Linked DNA regions of Mus musculus: region 2 is linked to region 1. Evidence: chromatin loops called from intact Hi-C (ENCODE). Cell type or tissue: left cerebral cortex. All regions are shown on one strand. Each heading gives the region's core, and the rest is flanking DNA. Links, peaks and the distances in the headings are about the cores only. Region 1 overlaps Gm3764 (predicted gene 3764). Region 2 holds the start of Mef2d (myocyte enhancer factor 2D).

Evidence for each region. A loop is a pair of places that touch in the nucleus more often than their neighbours do. Peaks named below come from ENCODE experiments on the same cell type or tissue, not always from the same donor. Only the 100,000 strongest peaks of a DNase experiment are listed, where the experiment ranks them.
Region 2: it touches region 1 in a loop (2.1-fold over the local background); 2 of 42 quality-filtered maps call a loop at or near these places.

Annotation. Positions count from the first base shown.
Region 1 is chr3:88,219,492-88,222,393 of GRCm38, forward strand. Gm3764 (predicted gene 3764) reads left to right here. Exons shown (of 10, transcript NR_168089.1): 3 at 1,465-1,559. Among named protein-coding and RNA genes, the nearest start is that of Gm25641, 5.3 kb to the left of the region's middle. In left cerebral cortex, for the core only: a CTCF peak has its summit at 1,570; DNase peaks (open chromatin) are centred at 263, 616, 927 and 1,661; H3K27ac peaks cover 2,500 bases.
Region 2 is chr3:88,140,560-88,143,461 of GRCm38, forward strand. Mef2d (myocyte enhancer factor 2D) reads left to right here and starts at 1,813. Exons shown (of 12, transcript NM_001310587.1): 1 at 1,813-2,115. In left cerebral cortex, for the core only: a CTCF peak has its summit at 1,444; DNase peaks (open chromatin) are centred at 1,041, 1,736 and 2,539; H3K4me3 peaks cover 1,796 bases; H3K27ac peaks cover 2,402 bases.

The sequences.
Region 1 (2,902 bases), core at 224-2,723:
GCTGGCCTCTAACTGATGGTGATCCTCCTGCCTCAATCCTCCAATGCTTACAGTCACGCCTGGCTTTGTGTTCTTTCTTCTAAGAACATGTGTGGCAGGTTGCATAATGTGTAAGTGATAGTCAGAACCCTTTGCCATTCAATATCTAGATTTTAGAGTTTCTAGAAGCAGGAGCTGGGCTTAGTGGGTCATGCCTATAACCTCAATACTCAGGAGGCTGAGGCGGGAGGGTCCAGACATCAAGGTCAGCTTGTTCACACTGAGATCTTGCCTAAGAAAATAATTTTTAAAAGACCCCACAAAAGAGGAGATGGGGAGATTGTACCAACAGGCAAGATGGGCCAACTCCCCCCAGGAGGTGAGTGAATTTAGGTTAATGGTGGTTTCAAATGACTGCCGGGGAGGAGAAGACAAACTGGGAGAACAAACATTTGGGATTTGAGGAGAAGGGGGAATAGGGTTATGAAAGGAAGGTTGAGCGTGCTTTTAACTGAAGACAGAGGTGAGAAAAAAGGGAGGCTCCTTGCCACCCAGGCTTTGCCAAGGCTAGAGTGACACCCCTCCTCCTGCCCTAATCCCCCATTAAGGCAGCTCTGAGCTTGTTATGACAGCGGCTGAAGGCGCTTGAATTGCTGTTTGCGGTGCCTACTAATTGGACTGAAGGGCTGGAGTCTGGACACTGAAAGGGACCATTGTCGCTGTTTGCCTTCCACGGCTGCCTCCCTGGGACCCTCTGGTTGAGGGGAGTCGCATACCCGCAGGTCGTGGCACCCATGCTCTGTGACCATGCAAGGGTACCCTGTGGGGACACTGCACATCATTGTCTTGTCTGGGGTGAGTTTCCACAGCCCAGAAGAGGCAAGCCTGACACCAGACTAAGCCTCTCTTCCCTGTCCTTCCCTTCCTCCAGCAGTTCAAGCACCTCTTCTTATCCACATACATCCTGCGGAGCCAGTGCTTCTAGGCTTGGTTACACACCAAAGCCGCCCTTCACCCCCATACAGATGTTTGGGCTTGGCCCAGCCCCCAAAAAAACTCAGAGAGGAAATGAAGCTTTGGAGTCTGTACCAACAGATACACTCTCCTGTCTGTGCTCAGGACAACAATCTCACCTTCCCAAGTCCCTGATCTATCTATAATGCCCTTGTTCATCTTTATTACTAAATTACTTGAAGAGCCCTTAGTATTTAGAATGGAATTTAAAGGTCCATCTTTGACCTCAGTCTTGCTCTTCCCTAAGGCCAAAAGCACTGGCTCAGGCTCACAGGAGCCTGTGGCTTTTCCAAATGGATCCAGTGGAGAGCTGAGCTCATCTGAGTCCCCTGAACATCCTGGGACTAAGGGTGGGGAGTGCAGGATTCATAGACTCCAGCACCCTCCCTTCCAGGAGCAGGAGACTTCCTTCAAAATCCTCTTTTCCCTTTCCTTACTGTATCCAAATGTTTCTGCTTCTCTTCCCTCCAGCTTCTCCCCTGGGGGCGGGTGGGTGCTCCACCCTCCCGCCCACTCTCTGAGGACATGAGGAACATGGTATCCAGCACCACGGACAGCTCCCAGCGGTGAGTGAGCCTGCTGACCCCTGTAGGAAAATGGTGGTTTTGTCTATTCCAGGCAGACATCCTGCACTACATTCCAGATCTGATGAGGCATGGCTGCCCCAGGATTACTGGGCTCGGACGGGAGCAGTGGTAGGAAGGATCCTATATAAGTCATGTGAGACATAGAATGTTCAGATCAACTGAAGCTGAAACAAGCCTTTGGCATCATATATAACCCAGAAAGGGACAAAGCTGGTGAGTGAACTCCTGAATCCAGCCTAGCCTTTTCTGCACTGATTCCCCTTTATGAACCTCCTTGCCCAATTCTGGCAGGAGATTTACATGAGATGTTACACACAAAAGGGCAGGATACATGTCTGGGAATGTGAAGTATCCCTAAGAACCAGGGAAAGGTGGAACTGACTGCTCTCACCGTCTGAGAAGGCTTTGAAGGGAAAGTCCTGAAGAAGGCATGGGGAAGGCTTACCTAGCAAAAAGGCAAGGGAGCCACCATCTGCCAGGGTATAGAGGCCAGTGGATGGCCCCAGGAGTCTCTGGAGGCCAGCAGGAGGCATGCAGACTGGACTGGGGCCTGGGAAAGGCCCTTCTGTGTGCCCACGCTTGCTCCCCCTACACCATGAGTCTAGAGACAAAGGGACCACTCTCTCACATTTGACACTGCCATCTCCGGCTGGCAGTGCCAGGTGGCAGGGGCATCAGGGGTGTCAATCCATTATCCACTCCCAGCCCCTAAGTCCTCTGGGGCTGAATGTTGGGGAGGTGGGTGTTCTACGCTATGTTGCCATAGCAACCACCCCAACCCCCAACCCCAAAGCACACAAAAAGATAGCTCTCACCCCCACCTCTAGGAGAAACCTGGGTCTGCCTGGGAATCTTCCCTTGAGAATCCTCCTCTCTAATGCACAGCCATGCCATTCTTGTGTCTGCACCATCCTCAGTACCCGGCGCCAAAGACCCATAGGGCAGTGAGACTGGTACGTTCAGTATTCAGGCATGTAGAGGGGGCATCCATCCCTTCTAGTTAACCCCTCTCTCCTCAAGCACTCACGTCCTTCACTACAGCCAACGCCATCCTAGGACTCCCCAACTGAAGCAGTGGGCTATGTTGGGACCCCGGCCTTCTGCTTTTTCCCAGAAATAGACACCTGCTACCTTTAGCAAACCTCCAGGCTGTGGGAACTGCAAGGAGGAGGGAGCCATTCCTGACACCCTCCATCTGTACCCTCGCCATTACTCATTAGGCATTCTGCCCCCTCCTTCCGCTCGTTAAGCCTTATTTGCATATATTTGCATAATACAGTTCATTTGCATTGCAGGAGGCTCATGGTAGAAGCCAGGAAAAA
Region 2 (2,902 bases), core at 253-2,752, 79 kb before region 1:
GTTGAACACTCCTGAGGGCTTAGCTGTCCCGGGCCCATCCTGTTTTGTTTTCCTACAAGCTGGGACCCAATGGCCTGAAGGCTGTGTTCCCAGGCCTGTTCCTAAGACGTCTTTTCCAGCAGCCCTGAATCTCTCCAGTCTCAACATTCTGCTTTTCCCGACGTCGGGAAACAGCCGGAAAAATAAACACCCTGATGACTAAACGGTTTCTCCAGCTAGAGCCTGGGGAAGCACTAAAAATAGAGGCCACAAGTGAGGGGAGGTTCCCCACGGGGAGGGCACTTTCCCATTCTGCTCCCACCATAGCCACAAGCAGGAACAAGGCTGTGTTCTCCCAGGGCTTGGGGAAGGGCAGATGCCTTCACTCAAGTCTTGGGGGCAAACCAGACTGCTCAAGGAGTACTGGCAGCTCTGTGCCCCCACCCCCCATACTACTAGGAAAACTAAGGAGCAACATTTGGGGACCATGTGTGATCCTACATAAATCAGGCTTCTGGAAGGAGGGGCAAAGTGGAAGGGTTGAAAAGGGAGGCCGAGGGACTAGAAGCCTACGTGCTTCCTGTTTAAGGAGGTACATATATGCCTCCAAGCTCTTTGCAGAATAGTCCTATTGAACTGGCCCACTATGAGCCTTTTCTGAACTCACGCAGGCCCTAAAAGGGCTCATTTTCAGCTGAGCAGCCCGTGTGGGTCATACAGTGCAACACGAGGCACTGTACTAGTCTACTGGGAACTAAACTCACACCAAATTCACAAGTTATGTACCTGGCCTTACCACCTTCAGCTTACCCAAGAGGATGGAGAGTTAAGAGATGTGCTTTGCTCTTTTCAGAAATAGTGGAAAATTTTGAACCAAAACAGTCTGACTCCGAGATTATAAATTTTCTAACCCACCACTTGTCGCCTCTTCTCATCTCTCCCACAAGAAGCCAGAACAGGGACTTTGTTCAGTAAAGCAGACCCTAGCTTGTTGAAGAACCTCTTGCTTCTGTTTTGCTAAGGCTTTGAAGTCCACGCCAGACTCTGTCATTTCCTCAAGCTCCAGGTAGAGCCAGCCGAGGACTTGTTAGTGACAGGATGCGGACAGGAAGTCTGACGGGTTAAAGGTCCAGAAGCAATGGAGCGCACAATCTTGTTGTGAAGCACTTAAAAATTCACCACGCCCAGAGGCCGTCGGGGATTTTAAAAGATTTTTTTTTTTGAGAGAGTTATATTTCTTCAAGACAAGGCTTCTGGATGTTTCCTGTGAGGCAAGGGAGGTAGTGGTTGGGGTCCCGCCCCTTTAAATTGCCCCCTCCGTAGTTAAGTGCGCTGGGGCCCGCAGGCACTAAAAGATTAGATCACCCGAGAATTATGCACTGTAGCTTTAAATGTCTGGGCGTCAACCGAGCCGGGTCAGGGGAAAGGAGGGGACCTGTCACAGGTAGAGGGAGCAGCGGAGCTCCCCAGGTAACCACGAGATAAGAGAGCGCGATCTGGCTTCGGAGCTTTGTCACACAGTAAGTGTAGGAGCTGGGGCCTACCAACACTCTTATCTCCCCAGAACTTATTTACTTAGATCCCTGCCAACTCTGGAGCTGGGGTGCTGAGGTACCCGCAGCCTCGCTCTGTCCCGCAGGCGGAGGGATCTGGGCTCCACGCGCCGTGGTCGCGCGCCCCAAAGGGGTGGGGCGCAGGCCGCGGGCAGGGGGCGGGGTTGCGTCCCAGGCCTCCCTGCCAGGCCCCGCCCCCAGCCCTGCGGGGCCCTCCCATTGGCCCCCTGCTTGTCCATCACTCTCGTCTTTTCCCCCCCTCCCATCTCGCAAGCTAGGCTGCGCGGTGCCTACGTCGGCCTCGAGTCTGGGGCTGGAGGAGTTGCCTTTGGAGCCCGAAAGGAGGAAGGAAGCAAAATATCAACAACCGTCGAGGCGGCTTGGGCGCTCGGCTGCGTGCCTGCCGCCCGCCGCCGCCGCCCCCGCGCGCACCAGGGGGTCCCGGCCCTGTGGCGCCGCCCAGGCCGCGTGGACGCGGCGCCTTCGCTGTTTCCCGTCGGAGCTGCGGCTTCGCGTAACCGAGGATTCGGCGGACCGGGCCGAGGCTCCGGGCGCCGTGACACCCCGTCCCCCCCACGGGCTGGTGAGTCACGACGCGCGTCGGCCCCTTTAAGAACCCCTCCCCCACGCCGCGCGGCCGGGCTCAGGGTGGTCTGGAGCGCGAGGGGTGTACGGGCGCCCTGGCACGAGCGTCCCGGTCCGGGCGGGGCGACGGAGGCAGTGTTGGTGCTGGGGTGTCTGCTGTGACAGCCGCGCCTGGTACCCGAGCCCCCGTCGCCTCGCGCCTTGGCGGGCGCAACGCACGTGGCTCCGGCCGCGATTTCGCGCCCGTGGGGGCCCCCTTGGTCGGGCGTGTCAGCAACGCCGGCTGGAGAACCCCTGGACAGTAGTTTGCAGCTGTTAACACCTGGCAGGACCTCTCCAGGCCTTTCTCTTGGACGGTGCGGTGCGGGCCGAGTCAGTGCGAGTGGGGTTCGAGTGGTGAGGCTGGCCCAAGGGACTACTGTGCTCCCGGCCTCCCACCTCAGAGATGGGGCAGGGAGGCCTCCCAGAGATTCCATCGAGCCCTCGGGGTTCCCAGTGGCCCTGGACTACCCAGCTTGTCCTGAGTGCCAGTTCTGCCTACGACTGACCGGCACATTGGGGCCAGGCTAGGGGAGTACAGTGGGTGGATCCCGTTCCCTCCTGCCCTACCCGTGTGAGTTTCCTCCGAGGCCTGTTTGGCTGTGTGAGTGGTGGATCTTACCCCTCCCCCTAGCCCTCAGTGGGTCTGAGCTGCCTGACTGTGGGAAGTTTGCCGTCTGGGACGGTGACCTTGGGCTGCTCTGGCCGGATCTCGGAGAGGAGCCTACTGAGTGCGCTTGGCCTTG